Regions from separate parts of the Homo sapiens genome. Here region 1 is linked to region 2. A link is a loop called in an ENCODE intact Hi-C map of the cell type or tissue named here. Cell type or tissue: heart left ventricle. All regions are shown on one strand. Each heading gives the region's core, and the rest is flanking DNA. Links, peaks and the distances in the headings are about the cores only.

The links. Peaks named below come from ENCODE experiments on the same cell type or tissue, not always from the same donor. Only the 100,000 strongest peaks of a DNase experiment are listed, where the experiment ranks them.
Region 1: it touches region 2 in a loop (2.0-fold over the local background); 14 of 110 quality-filtered maps call a loop at or near these places.

The regions. Positions count from the first base shown.
Region 1 is chr3:186,931,748-186,943,948 of GRCh38, forward strand. The region is part of intron 1 of ST6GAL1 (ST6 beta-galactoside alpha-2,6-sialyltransferase 1); the gene reads left to right. Among named protein-coding and RNA genes, the nearest start is that of ST6GAL1, 7.3 kb to the left of the region's middle. RefSeq lists enhancers at 1,096-1,145, 1,166-1,225, 9,676-10,177. In heart left ventricle, for the core only: no CTCF peak of the experiment used is centred there; no DNase peak of the experiment used is centred there; H3K27ac peaks cover 3,781 bases.
Region 2 is chr3:187,039,861-187,051,132 of GRCh38, forward strand. It overlaps ST6GAL1 (ST6 beta-galactoside alpha-2,6-sialyltransferase 1), which reads left to right. Exons shown (of 8, transcript NM_173216.2): 4 at 2,794-3,450. The coding sequence starts at 2,844. Among named protein-coding and RNA genes, the nearest start is that of RPL39L, 94 kb to the right of the region's middle. RefSeq lists enhancers at 1,974-2,043, 4,294-4,563, 4,674-4,783. In heart left ventricle, for the core only: no CTCF peak of the experiment used is centred there; DNase peaks (open chromatin) are centred at 4,643 and 5,211; H3K27ac peaks cover 1,139 bases.

The DNA.
Region 1 (12,201 bases), core at 3,765-8,764, 110 kb before region 2:
CAGACACCCCAGATGTCACTAGCCCCTTTTGGCTTGTTAATGCATTTTCGCAAGCAAGGCCAGCCGAGACCTCGTATTCTAGCTGGGGACGTACAATTTTCAGTTCTGAGTTTATTTGAAAGAAATTCCGAGGTCCGGAAAAAGAGAACTCTTGTTTGTTTTGCTTTTTCTTTGCTTACATATGCTCAGCTCAGCTTTGCAGATGTTAATCGGACACGATCTGCAGCGGGGAGATGGTTTCGCGGTGAATTGGTCTCTGAGGCGATGGTGTTGGTGCAGGTTGTGGGCGTGCAGTGTGAGCAGGAATGGAGGCGCCGCCGCCCCAGTGTGTGCCTGCTGAGCGGGCGGGCTGCTGCCTCACCTTGGCTAGTGTGGCTGAAGATTAACCTGTCCCCGGGGGGGGAACTGGAGAGCCTCCAATCCTATTCCGCTGTTATTGAAAAGGTCTAGAGAGCATCTAGGGAGCCTTCTCATTTTACAGGCAGGAAGCTGAGGCCGGAGAGTTCAGCCACTTGTCCAAGTTTAAACCGGGTGAAACGGGCCACAGAGAGAACACTTGAGTGTGGGTCTCCCAACTCCCACTGCATCGCTCAGCGGGCAACTAAAGGCAAAACCGGGATTCTGTGATTGGCCTAAAAGGCAGTGGCCTTAGGCAGAATAGGGTGAAACAAAGAGTAATTCAAATAGAAAGCTGCACCCTTCCATTATCCCTTTCAAGAATTCTTTATTCTGTTGAGAAAAAATAGATTTAGTAATTCCTTACTCTCCTTCAAGCCTTTCAAAAGCTTAGTTATTTTTCTCTCCTGGCTGCCCCTTCCCCTCAAATTGGAATAAGGCCAGCTACGGAGACTCAGATGTTTTGCCTCTCATCCTTGTGCCAGGAGGCCTTTGTTTGGGCAAAAGCATGGGCTGTTGACATCAGCCCCACGGGGAAGAAAGTGTGTCTTAGCAAGCTACTCCTGAGCCACTTGTGGGAGAACAAAGCATTGTTTTCACTGATCTTATTAAAGTTACTTTTTTTTTAACGAGAGTCCCATGGAAGTAGCTGCTTATTTTTGTATTTGGCAGAGAAGTAGGAAAACCAAAAAAACACTGAGAAGCCGGATTTCCCCAAAGTTAACATGTTGTTTTGCACTGTGCCTGTTATCTCCTAGTTACACTTGTTTCTTTTCCTTAGAGTTTCCAGCGTGTTTCACTTTCAATGTGATTCTGGTAGCAACAGGAGGCAGCTGGATGCCTAGGCAGATAGGGTCAGGTACCCGGTGAAACCCCCACCTCCAGGCCAAAGACAGTTTAAAGCCTGAAAGCCAAGCTACGAGTTAAATCCTCAGACCAGAGTGAGAACTTGTTTGGCGTGCTTTCCCCTAATTGATTCCTACATTTCGCCTGTTTTACATATACCCACTTTTTCCTAATTGGTTTTCTACGCTGCCGTGCCCACCTTTGAGTGGTGTCTTTGCTTTCATCTTTTTTGCATACTCACAAACCGGTCAGCATGCACTCCCTATTCTGAGTCCATAAAAGGCCCCTGACCCAGCCACATTGGGGAACTTTTCCGTCTTCAGGTAGGGGACCAACCCGGTGTCCCCTCTCTGCTGAAAGCTGTTTTCAACACTCAATAAAATTCTTATCTGCCTTCCTCTCCCTTCAATGTCCAGTGTATCCTCATTATCCTTTGGTGTGGTGCACGAGCTCGGAACCACCGAACGCGGGTACAAGCTATAATACAGTGAGCTGGGACACACCTGCATGGCCGAGCGAGCACAGGTGGGGCATTGCTGGCCCGAGGACCAAGAAGAAAAATCCTACATCAATTCCTCTTGGCACTGCAGTATAGTTTTCTCACCAGGACGCTGACCCTGTAAGGAACTTCAGAAATCATGTGACTGGACCCTTTTACTTTCCAGATGGGAAAAGTGAGGCCTAGAGAAGAGAAATTGCTTGCCTAATGATACACAACAATGCGTGGTCTACTTTTAGTGCACCTTTTTGCGTAAAAGGGAAATGGTTGCATCAAACCAGTAGTTGTTGGTACTCCAGAGAAAAGCCAAAGTTATGGTTGTTATAACAACACCCTTTAAGTCAGAGAACCAATTCCTTATGGATTTAAATAGGTTTGGTTATTAAGCAAAGCCAGGGATCCCAGTAGTAGGTATGCTGAATAGTGCAATTATCTCTGGGGATCAGCTTTCTTTAGTGTTTGCTGAACGGTTCACTTTACTCTTGTGCTGGGTTCCTCCATGTCTCTGTCTTGTGCTTCCCCATTTAGGGGCTGCTTTGTATGAAATCATAAGGCAAGAGGCAGTGAGAAGACAGAAGAGAGAGGCGCCACTTAGCTGTTCATGCTACTTAACCTCTTGGGCTCCAGTTTCCTTCTTTGTACAGTGAGGGTTCTCCTTGCCCAGTCTCTGCACAGGCTGTTCCAGCGGAGCGGAAGATGCTCAGGCCATAGGAGGGGTTTGGGGTCATCTTCCTGTCTCTAGTATTACTTTAAAACCAGCAGGCTGGGCCAGGTGTGGTGGCTCACTCCAGTAATCACAGCACTTCAGGAGGCCGAGGAGGGAAGAGTTCGAATTCCTTGAGCTCAGGAGTTTGAGACCAGCCTGAGCAACATAGTGAGACTACCTCCCCCACCGCCATCTCTACAAAAAATAAAAGAACAAAATTAGCTGGGCATGGTGGCGTACTCCTGTGGTCCCAGCTACCTGGGAGGCTGAGACAGGAGAATCGCTGGAGCCTGGGAGGTGGAGGTTGCAGTGAGCCGCGATCTCACCACTGTACTCCAGCCTGGGGACATAGCGAGACCCTGTCTCAAAAACAGAAAATAAAACAAAACAACAACAACAGAAAACCAGCAGGCTGCCTCTGCGTTGTGTAAAGTGAGGGGAGTAAGGCGTATGAATCTCCTGGGGTTGTTGAGGGCATTAAGTCACATGATGCATTCTTATGACTGGTCAGACCTCTTGGCAGGCTTGAGTGCTTACCAGCTTTTAAAAAATTTTATTTATTTATGTATTTATTTATTTATTTATTTTTTCAGATGGCGTCTCGCTCTGTCACCCAGGCTGGAGTGCAGTGGTGCAATCTCGGCTCACTGCAAGCTCCGCCTCCCGGGTTCACGCCATTCTCCTGCCTCAGCCTCCCGAGTAGCTGGGACTACAGGTGCCCGCCACCACGCCCGGCTAATTTTTGTATGTTTAGTAAAGACGGGGTTTCACCTTGTTAGCCAGGATGGTCTCGATCAAAAATTTTATTTTTTTTAAACTTTTATTTTGGGTTCAGAGGTACATGTGCAGGTTTGTTATACAGGTAAACTTGTGTCACGGGGGTTTGGTGTACAGAGTATTTAGTCACTCAGGTACTAAACCTAGTACCCAGTAATGATTTTCCCTGCTCCGTTTCCTCCTCCCACCCTCCACCCTTCAAGAAGGCCCTGGTGTCTGTCGTTTCCCCTCTTTGTGTCCACGTGTTCTCATTATTTAGCTCCCACTTATAAGTAAGAACATGTGGTATTGATTTTCTGCTCCTGCATTAGTTTGCTAAAGATAATGACCTCCAGCTCCATCCCTGTTCCTGCAGAGGATATGATCTCATTCTTTTTTATGGCTGCATAGTATTCCATAGTATATATATATATGTACCACATTTTCTTTATCTAGGCTACTGTTGATGGGTATTTAGATCTTTGCTGTTGTGAATAGTGCTGCAGTGAACATATGCGCGCATGTGTCTTTATGGTAGAACAATTTATATTCCTTCGGGTATTTACTCAGTAATGGGATTGCTGGGTCAATGGTAGTTCTATTTTTAGTTTTTCGAGCAATCCCCACACTGCTTTCTACAATGGTTGAACTAATTTACACTCCCACCAACAGTGTATCAGCATTGCCTTTTCTTTGCAACCTTGCCAGCATCTGTTACTTTTTGACTTTCTGATAATATCCATTCTGACTGGTGTGAGACCAGCTTTTAAAGTGGTAGGGAATGTTAGTGGGAGAATGACCCCGTAGGGTAAGCTCATGTGCTCAGATTAGAAGACCTCACCTGTCACAAAGAGGTGTAAAGCAAGGCCTGCCAAACTATCAAGGGAGGCTTTGAGCAGTTGTGAAGTTTGTGTGACTCTAAGGTGACTAGAACTAGTAAAAAAAAAAAGAAAAAAACCCAGAACCTTCACACATAAGTGAGTAATATCTCAAGTCATTCTATTTATGTATTCTGTATTTACCGACAAACAGGTGGTGGGAGTGGAGGGGGTCTTGTGCTTAGCCTGGGATTACAAAGAGCATGGAGACCCACCCATTCTTTGTCCGAGGGAAGTCCAGCCTAGCTCCACCACCCTTGCTTAAAACACTTTTGGCTCTCCCTTAGAAATTGCCCTCAGGAGCTCAGAGAAAATTGATCTAATTTGTCTCAGTATTGACCTCTGGGGTCCCCTTCTCTTCATGAATAAAGGGAAGAGCAGGTGGTAAATGACAGAATACAAGAGGGAAGGCTTCAGAGAAAATCTGGCCCTCCATAAATATGAGGACATGGTTGCATTAAAAATATACAGGAATAATTCATTAATGAAATTCACAGTAATTGTTCTGGACCATTAGATTCCTGAGAATTTAGACAGGGAATTAGTTGCTCTGATGTAGTATCAGTGATTTGTTCCATAAGAACTGAATTAGAGGCAAATGAATTTTTTCTTGCTTGTCTGCAGAAAACTATACGATGGCAGTCTGACTCCTATAGATGTATTTTTGATAGGCTTATATGTAACAGTAGCATTGAGCAGTACAGTTTCACCATATTAAAATACTGAGATGATTTTCTAAGTAATTATTACACCAGAAAGGTCAGGTTAGCCTTCAGAATCAATGTAGTGATTTAAATTTTATTTATTCTGATTATAAAAATAAAGCTAGGGGCTGGGCACAGCGGCTCATGCCTGTAATTTCAGCACTTTGGGAGGCTGAAGCAGCTGGATCACCTGAGGTCAGGAGTTCAAGACCAGCCTGGCCAACATCGTGAAACCCCATCTCTACTAAAAACACAAAAATCAGCCGGACATGGTGGGCAGGTGCCTGTAATCTTAGCTACTTTGGAGGCTGAGGCAGGAGAATCGTTTGAACCCTGGAGGCGGAGGTTGCAGTGAGCCAAGATTGTATTACTGTACTCCAGCCTGGGTGACAGAGCAAGACTGTCTCAAAAAAAAAAAAAAAAAAAAAAAGAAAAAGCTTGACCATTGAGGATAATTTGGAAAGTACTGTACAAAAAAACATAGAGAAACAGAAAAAAATTCCGCTATCCAAAGGCAACCCCTCTTAACAGTTGGCAATTTTCCTTCTTCTTTTTTTTTTAAATGGATATATTTTTTGTAAATGGTTGAGAACATACTGTATGTGCAGTTATGTCTCTTGCCTTCTTGCTTAACCTTCCCATATATACATTTCATGGTTAACATTGCATTAAAGCTGTATTCTTTCATTCGTCACCCATATCAGCTGTTCGGCGTCTCCAAGGATGTGTGGGCCCCTGGGATCTGATCATTTCAGTGAGGGCCTATAAAATTTCAGGAGCCTCCAACTGCCTCTGCCTTTCCCACCATTGCCTCAGGTGTTCAGCCATCACCCGTCGGTTCTTTAGAAGTCTACAGGTACTGACAGTACAGTGGGGAGAGAAGAGGCCTGCACATGGCCTTGAGTTCCAGTCTGCCCTTGTGACCTTCAAAAACTTAACTTTAATACCCCAGTCTTCAACGTCTGCATATGTTAAATGAGCAACTCCAAGGTCACTTATTAATTTATTCACCACATATTTGAGTGCCCACTCTAAACCAAAGACAAATAAGAAGAGCTTAGTTTTTTAGAAGCTCATAGTTCAAAGGAGGAGGCAGGGGTAACAAGAGATTAGTGCAGGATGCCGTGCGACCTTGAGGAGGGAGTCACCAATGACTGGAGCAGTGGGAATGGCCTCCTGCATGAGGCCACACTGGACAGCCAACCACATCTAACTTTCTCTTATTGTAATTGACACTGTGATTAAAATATCTGTGAAGAGCCAGGAGTGGTGGCTCACTCCTGTAATCCCAGCACTTTGGGAGGCTGATGCAGGCAGATCACCTGAGATCAGGAGTTCGAGACCAGCCTGGCCAACATGGTGAAACCCTGTCTCTACCAAAAATACAAAAAAACAGCCAGGCGTGGTGGCGGGTGCCTATAATCCCAGTTACTCAGGAGGCTGAGGTGGGAGAATTGCTGGAACCCAGTAGGCGGAGGTTGCAGTGAGCTGAGATCGCACCACTGCACTGCAGACTGGGTGACAGAGCAAGACTGTCTCAAAATGAAATGAAATGAAATAAAATAAAATATTCATGAAGAAATCTCTGTTCATTTTCCAGATGATTCCCATAGGGTAGTCCTAAAGTTGAAATTACTGGGTTATACTTTAAAGGGTATGACCATTTTTAAAACTTCATGGATTTAGTTCAATTACCTATAAAGTCTTAAAGTAGCTAAATATATATTGTGGGAATGGGAAAAACTAACAGCGCAAGCAAGTCGGGATTTGCTTTCTTGCCCACTATGTATCGCCTATGTAGACTTGGACAAGCTACTTAAGCTTACTAAGCTTCAATTTCCTTCTCTGTAAAATGGGGATAACAGACCTTATCTCATAGGGTGATTATGAGCATTAGATGAAATCGTGGGTGAAAGGCTCAGTACAGTGCCAGGTATACAAGAAGCATTCAGTTAAGTAATAGCTGTTATTGTTATAACTGAGGTTTTCACAAGCCGCACACTTTTGCTCCTGATATTTTTTCTTACCATGACAGCAGGCCATTGTTTGGTTTTCTGTGCTGAGGGAAGCAGAAAGTTAATTAAAATGGAAACCCCCACCAAGTGACAAGTTGAGAGAGAAAAATGATCGTTCACATGATGCATAAAAAAAGAATAAAAGGTCTTTTTTATTAGGGAAAATTTCAAACATACAAAAGCACAAAGAAGAGTGTAAGGAACCCTATATCATATCCCTTGGCTTCAACTATGACTGAAACGCATGGCTGATCCGTAACCCCATGGTCAACCCCAGATTACGTGCAAGTACATCCCAGACATCTTATCAGCCGAGCCATAGCTATTTCAGTCACATGATACATATTTGAGGCACTGAGTTGTGCTGGCTAAGAGCCTGCCTCTGCTGTCGCAGTCATGGGACTGTGTGTGTGTATGTGTGTGTAGGGAGGATTGGGAGTCAGGAGAGAGACAGAAAGTCAACCTAGGACCTTTAGGGAGGATTGGGAGTGAGGAGAGAGACAGAAAGTCAACCTGGGACCTTTTTTTTTTTTTTTTCTTTTTTGAGACAGGGTCTCGCACTGTCACCCAGGCTGGAGTGCAGTGGGATGATCATGACTTGCTGCAGTCTCTGACCTCCCAGGCACAAGCGATCCTCCTGCCTCAGCCTCCGAGTAGCTGGGACTACAGGCATGCACCACCACACCCAGTTAATTTTATTTATTTTTTTTGTAGAGATGGGTGTCTCACCGTGTTGCCCAGGCTTGAACTCCTGGGCTCAACCGATCCTCCTGCCTTGGCCTCCCAAAGTGCTGGGATTACAGGCATAAGCCACTGTGCCCAGCTTCCAACCTGGGCACTTCTTAAGCTTTACTGCCCAAGTAAGGAGGCCTTGCTGTGTCACAAATAGACAGGGTGGAAGGAGCACTGAATTCGGAGTCAGGAAACCTGATTTCAAATAAGGGCCCCACCCCTTAATGGATTTATGCTTTTAGAAAGTGACTTTTGAATTTCTTGGAGCATATTTGTAAACATTTTGTGAGTATTAAATGAGATAACCCATGTGACAGCTCAAGTGGCTCAATATGAGTTGGACCTAAATCAGACTCGAGCCCAGCCTTCCCTTCCTGAGAGGCAGCCTCCATATGCAGTTTAGGTCCCTGACTGCCACCTGCAGCCTCACCAGAATGCATTCAGGGAGCGTTGCTGCCGGTCTCTCATGCCGAAGATGTGGTGGTAGCTCAGATGAGCACCTGACACACACAACGCCCCATGCTTGCAAATCTCCCATCCCCTCTGTTAGTTAGCCCCTTCCCTCTGCTTTATGGATGAGGATGGGGGACCTAGAGAAGGTCCCAGTCCTTGGTAGCAGGCCCTCTCTCACACCCCATCTATGGGAAGACAGGGTCCCTTTTCTACCTCTGACTTTGATGATTCTTGGTCTCCTCTAACTTGCTGTTACACCCAAGTAGGAATTTTTGACTCAAATAAAATAGGAAAGTCGATCCGATTTAGTAATCAAGTCAAAGTCCTCTCCTTAATCCACTGGGACACCCATTATTTCAAGACCTGGACTGTGACTTGTGGTCTCTGGCTGTTGGTGGCTAGCTCTGTGACCTTGGACAAATGCATGCCACCCTGGGTATGCCACCTCAGAGAATCAACTCTCAGCCCTGTGCAGCCCCTTCCAGCTCTGAGATTATCAAATGAAACATACATGTAAGACTGGGAGGCTTCTTCACATAAATAATAAATGAAATGGTTTTTTTTTTAGAGTATTCAAATGGGGTAAAAAATTAACCCCTCAGCTTATGCCATTCCTCCCTCATTCCACTTCTCTTTGCAATGACTACTGTTTGCAGTTTGATGTCTGTCCTTCTAACCCCTTTGTACACATTTATATATGTATTTGTGGCTATATGCAAATACATTTTTAAAACTCAGTAGATGGATTACAATCAAACTTGTTCAACCCGTGGCGTGGGGGCCGCATGTAGCCCAGGATGGCTTTGAATGCGGCCCAACACAAATTCGTAAACTTTCTTTAAAAATTATGCGTTTTTTTGTGTTTTTCTTTTTTCTTTAATCTCATCAGCTATCATTAGTGTTAGTGTATTTTATGTGTGGCCCAAGATAATTCTTCCAGTGTGGGCCCAGGGAAGCCAAAAGATCGGACATTCCTGGCATTATACTAGTCCATTTACAAACTTGCCTTGTTCATTTTACTGTGTGTATTGGAGGTCTTCCCATGTCAGTGTTTTTTTTTTTTTTTTTCATAGCTGCATTGCATTCTATATTTTGAATGTGTTTACCTTACCAATCTTCTGTTGATGGACATTTATGTATTCCCATAAAAATATATTTCTAAGTGTTTTTAGACCTCAAACATATGGAGAGATGGTTGTAAATGTCAGTGGGTTAAATGAACCTAGTCCATCAAGTTCTGGAAAGGATGGTGAGAGAGTGGGCACAGAAACACTGGGGTCTGCACTCTGGAAAGCTGAATTGAAGGGCTCTCAGGAAGCTACCAAGAGGCTGTTTGCATGGAAGGTTATTTTTGGAGATAGCCTGCCTGGTTTGGTGTCCTCAGCTTCAAGTGCAAACACTGAGCTGCGTCATCACGTTCCCCTCCCCTTCCCACCATCCTTGGGCCTTCCAAGTTTGTTTCTGGTCTCAGGGTCAGGAACAGGACCTCGTGGGAGAACTGGCACTTAAGTGGTAGGGAGGGAGGAGAGAGAACTGAAGAAAAGGAGTGTTTGATCTCGGGCTCTGGAGGAGGAATTGTTACAGTTATATTGTACTTTGTCTGGTTGTTCAAACCTACCTGGAGTGTTATGCTTCCCTGGGTCCCCTCCAGAGAGTGATAAAATGATGCACACCCAGAAATTGGCTACTTGGATGACAGTGGCTTAGGACAACATATCGGAGGTGGAATAAATGTGGAAACTAGGACTTTCTAGTCTGCAAGAGATAAAAATAAGAGGCATCCTTTTCATGCGGAAGAAATCACACTTCATTACAGTCACACTGAGTGGCTGCTGCAGACGGGAGAAGCAAGATGGGCGGGGGGTGAGGAGGGGAAAGAGTTGCAGGAAAACAAATAAGGAAGAACTGACTTAACGGAGCTACCCAACAATGGAACAAGCTGTGTTACAAGGAAGCCACTGCCGTGTTATAAAGTGATCCAAGCAAAAGTTGCAAGTAGGCTGGGCACGGTGGCTCATGCCTGTAATCCCAGCACTTTGGGAGGCCGAGGCAGGCGGATCATGAGGTCAGGAGATAGAGACCATCCTAGCTAACACAGTGAAACCCCGTCTCTACTAAAAATACAAAAAATTAGCCCGGCGTGGTTGTGGGTGGCTGTAGTCCCAGCTACTCGGGAGGCGGAGGCAGGACAATGGCGTGAACCCAGGAGGCCGAGCTTGCAGTGAGCCGAGATCATGCCACTGCACTCCATCCTAGGCGACAGAGCAAGACTCCGTCTCAAAAAAAAAAAAAAAGTTGCAAGTAAACTTGTTTGCCATCAGAGGACTTCTGCATTGCAGAGGGGTTGACCTCAATGGCCACTTAGGCCCCCTGCAGCTTTGAGAGTCTGTGACTATGGGGCAAGAAGCAGAAAGGTGCAAACTAGAACTAAAGGGGTGGGACAAGTTATAGACAATGTAGTGAAGTAGTTTTCACCTGCTCTGAAAAGGTGGAATAAGATGGAAGCCATCAAAGGAGGCTTAAGCCTTGTTTCCCTTGGATCTTGGCAACTCTCTCCCTGTTCTGTCCTTGGCTTCAGCTCCCTTTGACCTTGTATTCTTAAATTATTTCCACAGGAATAAATACCTTACGTACACTTTAGATGATCAGGAAATCTGGCACCTGGAAAAGAACTGCATGTCCCAGGAGGATGGTTGTAAGTTTTTTCATTGCAGTCTTTGTAAATCTGCATCCGTCTGTTGGTTGATGGAGTTTTCCTTAGTACAGTGCCGAGCTTCCAGCTTTAATTTTAGGAATGCTGTACCCTTTACAACCTCTCGATGGTCCTCTGTGCTGGAATCGAGGGCACCCACCGTGTTTAAGGCTGATCCCTTTCTTTCCTGCAAGTGAAGAAGAATGTTTTGACTTAAGTCTTAACCAAGTCTGGTGAAGGAAACGTGGCAAAATTTACCATCTTCTGGGCTTTTGCTGTGTGCCTGGCCCTGATTAGGCATGTTGTGTGTTCTCTCATCCAATCATCACAGGAAGATCTGCTGTGTCGGTATCATTAGCTCCATTTTGCAAATAAGAAAACCAAGCTTCAGAAAGGGCTAGAAACTCATCTAAAGTTTCAGGTGCCCACCACTACGCCCAGCTAATTTTTGTATTTTTAGTAGAGATGAGGTTTCGCCGTGTTGGCCAGGCTGGTCTCAAACTGCTCACCTCAGGTGATCCACCGACCTCGGCCTCCCAAAGTGCTGGGATCACAGGTGTGAGCCACTGTGCCGGGACTGCAGTGCTCATTTTTAGAACATAGATCCAAATAATCCCCATAGTCTGTTGCTTCCAGAGCTTAGTTGAAGGCAGATATGCACATATTAATTACAATATAGTGTGATAAATATTATGATTTGGGTGTGCACAGATGATGGGAAGAAGATCCAGTAAGTTTGGGAAAGATTTCTGGAAGAGGCAACACACAAGCTGTGTCTTAGAAAGTAGTAGCTGTTAGCCTCTGGGAAATGAGCATTTTTGAGGCAGGGGAAGGCTGCAGGAGCAAAGATTTGAGGGTGAGAAATGGCTCATTGTATATGTCAGGGAAACACTAGCAGGTTGATATTCCTGGAGAGAAATGCATGAGGCATGAAGTGGCGGGACTTGAGGCTGGAACCATTACATGTGTTATTTAATAGAATTTTCATAACACTGCATACACTATTATTATCTCAATTTTTTATTTTATTTTATTTATTTATTTTTAGACGGAGTCTCGCTCTTGCTCAGGCTGGAGTGCAGTGGTGCGATCTCGGCTCACTGCAACCTCCGCCTCCCGGGTTCAAGCCATTCCCCTGTCTCAGCCTCCTGAGTAGCTGGGATTACAGGTACACACTACCATGCCTGGCTAATTTTTGTATTTTTAGTAGACATGGGGTTTCACCATGTTGGTCAGGCTGGTCTCAAACTCCTGACCTCGTGATCCGCCCGCCTCAGCCTCCCAAAGTGCTGGGATTACAGGCATGAGCCACCATGCCCGGCCTATTATCTCAGATTAATAGGCGAGGAAACAAAGGTTGAAGGAGATTCAGTGACTTGCTCAAAGTCAGACCGTGAGTGTGTTGAGTTGCGTGGTCTTGAACATAGGCCTGCTTGCCTCCAGAGCCCATGTCTCAGCCTCCACTTCAGTGCCTGCAGAGGCAGGCTGTGAAAGTCTGGCTTGCTGGCTAAGACGATTGTTCCC
Region 2 (11,272 bases), core at 3,178-8,177:
ATGTGAGATTTCAGATGAGTGCCCTGAGGCCATGACAGAGCACAGGCTGTGAAGGCTGAGGCTGTCTGATGGTTGCAAGACTGTCGCTAGACCCAGCTGTTTGGAGGAACTCTTCTTTCCTGGGAAACCACACCTTGGAGAGTAGGTACTGGGCAGCTGCTGCCTGAGCCTCCACTCCTGTGACAGTGAATCAGGCCCTTCCTGCCATCTTGTTTCATTCAGACATGTGAAAGTCAGGTTCTAAGTCCACTATTTCCAAATCACTCATGCAACTTTGAAAATTATTTGTATTTCCAAACCTCACTATACTCAGCTATAAATGGAGCTCATAAAATCTGCTGTGCTTATCTCACGGGAGTATAATAGGTCTGTAAAACCTTACCAATACGGAAAGTACCTGAGTGTTACCACTCAGTGCACAGCAGGGATGGCAGGTGCAGCACTGATGGTGAAGGTGGCTTGTCTGCGACTGTCTGACAGACGAAGTTGCCTCTCTAGTGACCTTGAGTCCGACTTGATCACACTGACTTCTCACTGTCCCTTATCACAGATGCATGTCCTTGGGTGGAAAGATGATGAACTTTTAGAGTCAGACAGACCTGGGCTGGAATTCTGGTTCTAGAACTGACTTGCTGTTGACATTGGAGAAACCCTATAACCTTGCTAAGTCTCAGTTTTTTCCATTTCCTAAAATAGGATTGTCAATATCTCTATCATAGTGTTGTAGTAAAGGTTCAATGAGATATTGCAAGGAAAGTGACTACCACGTAGTAGGCCCTCCTTAAATGCTACTTTCCTTCTTTTCTCTAGTTCTTCTTCAGTTGTCATATGGTCATGTGATTACCTGTGTTGGGTGTCTGCGGAAATTGAATTCCTTAGTTTCTGGTAATACAACAAGCTTCCACCCTTCACTTCATGATCTTCTATCTGAATTCTTCTTCCACTGTGTACATTTAATCATTTCCACAACTTCAGCAGCCCAAGATAGGAGCCCATCGTTCCCAGAGTCACTGGTTCCTGAGGTCTGGGATGGTGGAAGCACTGCTTTGGTTGGTACTGCCAATGGATTCCAGGAATGAGCTGGATGTCAGTTCATGGAGAATTCCCAGGGAAGAGCCTGGAGCTCAGGGCTGCTGAGTCATGGCTGTGGCTTCACACTGCTGTCTTCACTACCCGTATCACCTCCACATGGCCCCCAGGCTGAGCTGCTGCTCTCCTGTCTCTGTTCAGAATACCTTCTGTGCCTTTTTGCTTATCTAGTTCAAATCCAATGAATACCATGCTCTTGTTTTGCCCTCCCAACACTCTGCAAATCACATAGGGCAGAGATAATTATTCTGAAAAACTCAGGGGCAGAAATATTAAGTGACCTGCCCAAGGTCACCAAGAATGGGGATAAGAACCCAGGTTTTGTGAACACCCAGTCCAGTACTCCTACTACCTTTTCCTGATATCCTTAGGAGCGGGATCCATGGGAAGGGACCTCAGACCCCTAGTGGGTTAGCAAAACCCCGGAGGTGATTGCTTTGATTTATTATTGTAAATAAACCCAGTGATTGGGGAAAGAATGTAATGTTTTCCAAAAGATACAGACATTATTTGAGTTCAAAGTGCTTCCAGTTTCCATTCAGTTACACAATAAATTCTGAGAAAACAAAGTAGGTGTTTACTCAGAAATAAAGAGACTATTCAGTCTCTATTTGCTCAGTGAAATCTATTTTCCAGAGCTTCTTGCAGTTCTGTGCATGTTGTACTGGAAAGGACATGGGTTATGGAATCAAATCCACTTCGATTTGAACCTCAGTGCAACCATTTCCTCAGCTCTGTGAGCTTGGGCACTTCCCTTGACTTCTTAGAGCCTCAGGTTGCTAATCCATAAAATGGAGATTATAACACCTTTGAAGTGAACCCTGTACAGGTTAGGAGATGCCCTTCGTATTAGACTATGCTATGCGTGGTGCCCCCAGAGTTGTGTCTCATGGTGGCCCTGGTTATGGTGAAGTTAAGTGAAATAACATCTAGCGTGCTTAATGAATTTTTGTTTCCATTTCCTTAGTTGGCTACATGTCTGCTATCTTACCCAGAATTCCTAGCCTCTATCATGAGGTGAGTCAGCTTCCTGTCTCAGCAGTGCTCTTCTTGCAGGGCACTGCACAAAACTGTGGTGGAGATAACCCTCGATCTTCTCATGCAGGAGTCCAGCATCGCAGCCCTTAGAGAGATACATCAGAAATCTATGGCATCATCTATAACGAGAAGTCTTTTTCTGGCCATTTTGAAGGGGTGTTGGGCCACTTACTATTTTAGGAAGTTTAGGTCTGGTGATGTAAAACAGTCAGCCTGCTTTTTTTTATTCTATTTTTTTTTCAAGCATGCATGGCTTCATTTAACAAATGTTACAAGGCCCTAGGAACTGAGTGATTTGCAAGATGTGGTTTCTGACTTCAAGAAACTCAGAGTGCAGTCAGAGAGGTAGACCAAGGCAACCAGAAACTAATATTCAGCATAGAAAAAGTAATGATGGGAGGACATATAAAGTGTTCATGGCTCAAGAGGAAGAAGGGAGTGGAAGAGTGGAAGAGGAAGAGGGACTGCTGTCCACGTTCAAAGCCCAAATTGAGTCTGACTTTTGTCGAGAATTGCTTAACAGGCTGCAGAGGTGGCCAGGAGGTAGACCAGGGCTGGAATTCAAGTCACCTCATTTCAAATCTATTGCTCAGTCCATCGCTCCGCCTCATGCCACATTGGGTTTTTCTTTACATCATTTGTTTTTCCTTGTCTCACTTTTTTTAGGCTTGTTTTCCTGCTCAGAACAAAGTGACTTCCCTGAACACATCTTCATTATGATTCACACCAACCTGAAGAAAAAGTTCAGCTGCTGCGTCCTGGTCTTTCTTCTGTTTGCAGTCATCTGTGTGTGGAAGGAAAAGAAGAAAGGGAGTTACTATGATTCCTTTAAATTGCAAACCAAGGAATTCCAGGTGTTAAAGAGTCTGGGGAAATTGGCCATGGGGTCTGATTCCCAGTCTGTATCCTCAAGCAGCACCCAGGACCCCCACAGGGGCCGCCAGACCCTCGGCAGTCTCAGAGGCCTAGCCAAGGCCAAACCAGAGGCCTCCTTCCAGGTGTGGAACAAGGACAGCTCTTCCAAAAACCTTATCCCTAGGCTGCAAAAGATCTGGAAGAATTACCTAAGCATGAACAAGTACAAAGTGTCCTACAAGGGGCCAGGACCAGGCATCAAGTTCAGTGCAGAGGCCCTGCGCTGCCACCTCCGGGACCATGTGAATGTATCCATGGTAGAGGTCACAGATTTTCCCTTCAATACCTCTGAATGGGAGGGTTATCTGCCCAAGGAGAGCATTAGGACCAAGGCTGGGCCTTGGGGCAGGTGTGCTGTTGTGTCGTCAGCGGGATCTCTGAAGTCCTCCCAACTAGGCAGAGAAATCGGTATGTTCTGGGGTTGTTCTGTGAATGGCAGTGCTTATTGGGACTGGCTGGGCATATTGATGGTATGGGAGACAAGTGGCCCAAGTGTGGCTCAGCGGACCAGTGGAGTGGGCCCAGGGCAGTGTTTTTTTCAGAGTCACAAGTGACACAGAGGGAGTTGAACAGATGGCGCTCTAGGCCCCCGCATCTTTTATCAATTAGAAGAGCTTCATTATTGTTTCCTAATATTTTTAGTTGATATATAATAATTAGATATATTTATGGGGATATTTTGATACGTGTATTCAATGTGTAATGATCCAATCAGGGTAATTAGAATATCTATCACCTTGAACATTTATTGTTTCTTTGTGTTGGGAACAGAATAGTTTTATTTTCATCTGTTTTAAATATTGGAATTGTGTAGAAGATTTCATTTGAAAAAGAGAGTTCCGCTGCTACCAATAATCAAAAGCCTACAATTGACCTTTGAAAAGACTTGAAGCATAGATCTGCACATCATTTCCAGGTTCTGAAATTCTGTTGTTTTTCCTGATTAGTGGAGGACTCTATTGGCCTCAACAACCTGGGTAATTTTCAGCTTTTCTCTTTGAAAAGATTTAATTGGGTCAGTAATTCTTAACTGGGGGCTATGGACCAACTTCAGAGGGTCATGAATCCCTGCAATTGCGTGCAAAACTGTCTGTGGATTAGGTGTGTAGAATGTATGTGTATGCGTATAAGTGTGTCCGTGCATTTTTCCAGGAAGGGAGTTTGTAGACTGCAGTTTATTCTCTAAGGGATCTGTGACCCAAAAAAGTTTCAGAGTCACTGGTCACAACATATTAATTTGCTTTTCTTGAAACCCTTTGTAGTGAATCAAGATAGAAAGTCTGTCTATATTTGTAAACCTGTGTAACAGAGAGCCTTATTTCTCTTATGCTGAATGTGTTTTCCATTATTTGAAATGAATCAGCTAAAGAAAGCAAAGCACAGGAAGCTTTGCTCCTCTGTCAGCCTGGAGGTACTGGAGCAGGTGAGGTCATACGTCTCCTTTTTTATTTCCTTCATTTGACTGCCAGGAAAAATGGTCTGAAACCCAGCACAGGCTCTCAAAGAAAAGTAGGCCCAAACTGGATTCTCTAGAGCAGAAAGAAATGGTGAGATCACAGTTTCTACCTCCCCAAATAGGCAGCTGCCCCGCTGGCCGGCCCCACCTCAACTTCTGCTTTTGTATTTTTGGTTTTTCTTGGACTTTGTTTTCAAGAAACTAAATGTGATTGGTTTTTGTTCATCCATAATGGAGCTAAGTTTCTTTCTTCTCCATTTTTGCTGCTTATGTAGCAAATGTTTGGGATATCCTAGGTATTAGCTGATCCTTCTTCTTCATGTCAAGTTAATATTGCGTGCCTGGCTGAAATTGTACTGAAGTTTGAGACAGGGCCTGATAGCTCTGTTAATTAGAACTACAGCTTTAATTTTATGCACTCCTTAAAGATTTGGGGTGATTTAAGTAAACATTAATACAAATAATATTTTTCTATAGATTGCAGTTTCAACTTCAAAATAAGGATTTCCACAGAAGGACTTTGATCCTGAGATGTAATCAAAATTGCATGTTAGACTTCGAATGTTCTGCTGTTATGGGGTATATATCCTCTTGGCATTTTGTCTAACAAATATTTTAAGACATTCATATATTCTTTTATTTATTCATGGATTCATCAACAATACAAAGGGGAAAGGGAAGGGAAAGGCCCTTTGTTGAAGCCCGAGTTGCAGGCAGCGTGCCAGGCCCATACACTTCCTCCTGCATCTGGAATTTGTTGAGTCTCTTCCCAACTACTGGATGGATCAGATTATTTCAAATGGTTTTCTTTTACAAATAACATTGCTGACAAGGTTTTTGTGCAGATAACTTAGGTAACCACTATTGACATTCAACAGGGAAATATCCTCAGAAGTGAGGCTAGAAGACACGAGTAAGAGACATTTTATGACTTTTTTTTTTTTGTCCATAGCAAGATTTTCTATCAGAGAGAGTGTAATAACATACTCTGCCTCCAGCAGTCTCACAAACCAGCCAATGGTGGGCTCAGTCATTTTCAATTATTTTTGATAGTTTACTCATACATGTTAAGTATCCTAGATTTGCTGGAATTTTCATGTCAAACAGTAGCATAATTTTAAAACACTATCATCAATACAAGTGATGCTTATTATGCATCTGCTGAGTTCCTAACATGCCTTGCTCTTTTCATCCTCCCAGAAGTCCTGTGAGGTTGATAAGATTATTGGTCTCATTTTGCTGGAGAGCTAAATGCGGAGGCTCAAGTGGTCACACAACTGGCTAATAGCAGACTGAGGTTTGAAAGCAGAGTGCTTGCTTCAAAGACCCCACTCTTGGCACCTCTGCTGTTGTGCCTCATAATAATTGTAGCTTCATAATAAAATTCGGTGTGATTATTCTTTTATTATGTTAAAAATTTTCTTCTATTCTTGTCTATTAGCTGTCCTAGAGAGAAAGAGAAGGGTATTCTGAGTTAAGGCAAAGGCAAGAAGCAAAGGCTGCACGGGGAAAAGTGTGTTTGGGCATCACAAATAATCCTGTTTGGACGGCATGTGGGTCCTTGTGGGTGAAGATGGGTGAGGAACGAGGCCAGAAAGGTAGCTAGGCATTAGCTCTTAGAGAACGTTGATAGTCACAATAAGGACTTTAGGTTTCATTCTTTAAGCCATGGAGAGCCCTAGGAGGTTTTTGAACAAGGGAGACTTCTCACTTCTCTATGAGTCCCTGTTTTGTACTCTATAATGTCTCCATTATTAGGGACTATTGCCACAACCAGGTCAGAAGTGCCAGGCCTGCCCAGGCTGTGGTAGCAGTGATGAAGAGAAAGGACCTTACCTGAGAGGGCTCATGAAGTAAGAGGCAGAACTTACTATCTAGCTGGAAATGATCTTGAGTGAGAGGCAGGAGCCAGGATGTCTAGCCTGGGAGCAGGCTGTATCTTACCAAGGGGAGCATGCTTCCAGAGGAACGCAGATTCCACTTTGGATGTTCTGAGACTGAAGTGTGTGTGGATTTCCCTGGGTAGATATCTATGCTGTTGAGTACTTAATTCTAGAGAAGGATCAGATATCGAGATAGATTTACAAGTCATTTGTATCAAGGTGAGATAATGGTTATAATCCAGGGAAGAAGACCAATTAGAAAATCTAGAAAAAGATTTACATTTAAAGGACAAAGAAAAGAACAGGGAAAAGTCAGAAGGGTCAGAGACCGGCTAGAGGAGAACTAGGTGTGCACCATACAATGGAAGGCAAAGGGGGATGGAGTTTGAGGGATGTTGGCTGTTGGTATCAAAGTCTGCAGAGGTGGGACATATTCTTGGGCAGAATAAGGACTGAGAAGACACCTGTGAACTGAGTAGCTTGGAGAACATGATCAGTTATATCAGGGGTCAGCAAGCTTTTCTTAAAAGGCCGGATAGTAAATAGTTTTGGCTTTGAGGGCCATGATGTCTGTCACAACTACTCAACTCTGCTGTTGTACTGCAGAAGTAACAATAGATAGTAGTAAATGAACAGGCCTGGCTATGTTCCAACAAAACTTTATTTACAAAATGAGGGATGCACCAGATTTGTCCTTCAAGTCATAGTGTTTTGTTTTGTTTTTGACGGAGTCTTGCTCTGTTGCCCAGGCTGGAGTGCAGTGGCATGATCTCGGCTCACTGCAAGCTCCGCCTCCCAGGTTCATGCCATTCTCCTGCCTCAGCCTCCCGAGTAGCTGGGACTACAGGTGCCTGCCACCACGCCTGGCTAATTTTTTGTATTTTTAGTAGAGACAGGGTTTCACCGTGTTAGCCAGGATGGTCTCGATCTCCTGATCTCATGATCCGCCCACCTCGGCCTCCCAAAGTGCTGGGATTACAGGTGTGAGCCACCGCGCCCGGCCAAGTCATAGTTTTTTTTTTTTTTAACTCTGATCTATAGTATGTCTGTTTTCTTCAACCGGACTCAGAATGTAATTTTCCATAAATGGTTGTAGGATGTATTAGGCTAACTTGAAAATATAAAAGCGTTTGGTGATAAATTGTGATAAAATTTCTTTCATAATAATTTCTAGCTATTTAGAGTTAACTACACCTAGAGGCAGTGGATTTTGATGTATTTATGAATTTACTAACTTGAGCTGATTCTGTTGAATTTTCTAAGCGTGTGATTGTATAATCTGAATACAGTGATGCATTTATTTTTTCTTCTCCTAATTTGCCTCTTTTTCTGAGCTCTAATTCTAAGTTACAGAGAGGTGGTAGTTTCTTTTTTCTGCAGCCTTTCCCCCTCGCTAGGCTTGTTTGCTGGGATCTCAGTAGTTGTGGATTTCTCTTGGTGATTTCTTAGAGGCCTATTTGAGTTTGAAAGTTCAACTTTCAATTAGCAGGGAGGTTTGACAAACAGGATTTTTTTCTCTTTAAGTACCCAAGTCAGTTTAAAGTTTTCTTTTTAAAAATTTGATATATAATAATTGTACATATTTATGGGGTACATGTGATATTTTGGTACATGCATACAATGCGCAATGATCAGATTGGGTAATTAGAATATCCATCTCCTCAAAAAAGTTTTCTCCTTTGATTGGCTTTTTTCTTTTCCTTTCTTTTTTTTTTTTTTGAGACAGAGTCTTGCTCTGTTGCCCAGGCTGGAGTGCAGTGGCGTGATCTTGGCTCACTGCAAGCTCCACCTCCTGGGTTCACACCATTCTCCTACCTCAGCCTCCCGAGTAGCTGGGATTACAGGCGCCTGCCACCATACTCGGCTAATTTTTTTGTATTTTTAGTAGAGACGAGGTTTCACTGTGTTAGCCAGGATGGTCTCGATCTCCTGACCTCGTGATCTGCCCACCTTGGCCTCCCAAAGTGCTGGGATTACAGGTGTGAGCCACCGTGCCCAGCCTGATTGGCTTTTTTCTTAGAATCACGTCCAAACTTCATACCTGGGCCCCCATGTCCGTGTATGATCTGGTTCCTGCCAACCTCTGTAACTGTATCTTTGATTTTTCTTCCCCTCACTCCTTGTCTACAGTCAAGTCCCTGCCCTCATTGTGGTCCTGACACTTGCTGCATCCTCTGACTGGTGGACTTCTCTGAACCCTTCCCAAGGCTGGCCATCCTTTGGGTCTCAGCTCCAAGGCATTCCCTGAATCATCACTCTATGAAGGAAATTCCCTCAGTGTCTCTGGCACACAGCTCAGCTTGTTAGTGTCACAGTGTTTGTCACAATCCGAAATTATCTTATATGTAGGTTGTTGTCCGTCTTTACTGTCTATGTCCGTGCAGTAGAATGTAATATCTCTGAGGGCATGGACCTTGTCTTTGTTGCTCACAGGCGTCGTCTCCCGTGTCTAAAACTGTGCCTGGCATAGAGTAGGTGCTCAATCAGTATTTGTTGACTGAACAAAACAATTCTCCTTTCTTATGGTCAACATCAAGCATCTGTTCTAACCTAAGCCTTCTGTGCTGGATGTTCTCCAGTGGCACCTCCAAATCCCACTCTCACCCTTTTCCATCTGGCTCTGTCCCTGAGAAATTGAATTTTTTTTTTTTTTTTTTTTTTTTTTTTGAGAATGAGTCTTGTTCTGTTGCCCAGGCTGGAGTGCAGTGGCACAATCTCGGCTCACGCTAACCCCCGCCTCCTGGGTTCAAGCGATTCTCCTGCCTCAGCCTCCAGAGTAGCTAGGATTACAGGTGCGTGCCACCACGCCCAGCTAATTTTTGTATATTTAGTAGAGATGGGGTTTCACCATGTTGGTCAGGCTGATGTCGAACTCCTGACTTCAGGTGATCCACCCGCCTCGGCCTCCCAAAGTACTGGGATTACAGGCGTGAGCTACTGCGCCCAGCTGAGAAATTAAAATTTTGAACTGCGTTAATTGGCATTTCTCACTCTCTGGATTTTCTCTGGGACTGGCCAGGAGAAGCAGTGGCATTAAAGCTGAGAAGAAGACTAAGGTCAGGGCACCTATTCCGCCATGTTTCGCCTTGCAGAGTAAACTCAAGCTGTATCTTTCTCTTGACTGAAGGTCTCAGATCCTGCCAGGAGGCCGTCCCAGTCTTGGTCCTGCTCTGTCCCTTTTCCCTTCAGTTCTATGAGATCCAAGGGAAGGGGCAGAACCAGGTTGGGATATTGACTCCCTCAGGCTCCTTCTTGCCCGGAGGTTGGCAATAGCTGTGTTCCTCTCCTAAAGGCAACAGCTCCCGACAGGTGTCCCTCCTCAGCTCAGGGTCTCCGCTCATCAGGCCACAGTAGACCTGGGGTGGTAATGACACCCTGCAGTCATCAACCCTGGGGCTTTAGCCTATTCCGTGTTGATTTCTTTAAACTCTACCCCAACTTGGTAAGTAGTCCTTTTATGAATCTCTCAATTACTCCATTGGAGCTTCTCATCTCTTTTCTACTGGGATTCTCACCAATAATTTATTCATCTGTGAAATGGAAAAGTTGACTAACTGAAGTTTCTGATGGATCTGTGTTTCTCATGCAATTACTACTAATCCCTTTCGAACCAGTGACTGATTCTGACAAAATGTGTTGTAATTCTGAGTTGTGTAAAGATATACCTCCTGCCCTATGTGCACTTCAGTGTACCTGCCCTGTAAGATGATAACAGTTTGGACTGTGCCCTTCTCAGATAATTTTCAAACCATTTTGATGAAATTTTGCCCTAGGATTGAGGATAGGGTTGTGTTGTTTTCATGAATGATGTTTCTGTGTTCCTGAGGTTTAGTACATACATTGGAACTGAAATAAAGAGAGAGGCTTTCATCCTTAATTCTGTGGATATCCTCTTTCTAAATCATCTTGTGTTCAGTCAAATGCCCTCACTTCCCCAAATCCTGTGTGGATAAAGAATGATCCAAAACAAACCTGAATAGGACAATAGAGGATTCAGCTGACCCCCAGATCCCGTGTAGATTTCAGTGGTGAGCCCCAAACTTGCTTGACCGAGTAAGATTGAAAGAAGTTCTCATAGGATCACAGGATTTGGATGGCTCCTTAAAGTCTTCAGTTCCCTCCTTCATCAGATAGGTCAACGTGGGGTAGAGAAACTTTTCCAAGTCTTCCAAACACTGCTTAAACAGTTGCAAAGACAAGGAGCTAGCCCAGGAAGCTTTTAGGTTTTTCAAGATGGCCTGTTTGATTTTGACTGGATTTAGTACATTGTTTCTGACAATGGCTTACAAAGAAAGAGAGAGAGAGAGAGAGAGAGAGAGGGAGGGAGGGAAGGAAGGAGGGAGGGAAGGAAGGAAGGAAAAGAAGGAAGGAAGGAAGGAAAAGAGAGAGAGGAAGGAAGTTAGTTTAGCTCTCTGACCTCCTCTTCCATTTCTGCCACACCAGTTCTGTGACTCTTCCCTGGGCCTCAGGTTCCTAAATGGAACGCCTGGGGGTTGTCTTGGATGCCATAGTTAAATCCTGTCCATTTGCTGAGCACTGCATGCTTTTCAAAGTGCAATGGGGTCCTTTGCACTTGTGGGATACACTGAACATATGGTAGTGTTTTCATTTTTCTGACAGAGATAGAAATATAATCTACTGGTGATACCAAGAGAATATCTGGTTTGCTGCTTTGATAACTGGAGTAGCTACTCCACTGTAAGTAGCACACTGGCTTTGTTCACTTTTCTGTGTGCCCAGGCACAAGCGAATGTCTTTGAATGGGTTTCAGGAATGCCACAGTATGGCCCCCTTCAGCCCTTACAGTGGCTGGCAGACAGGTGGTCATCTCTGCCTAGGAGCTTTACCTGAGCACCACACAAATACTGCCATTTCGCCCTGTGGATCATGA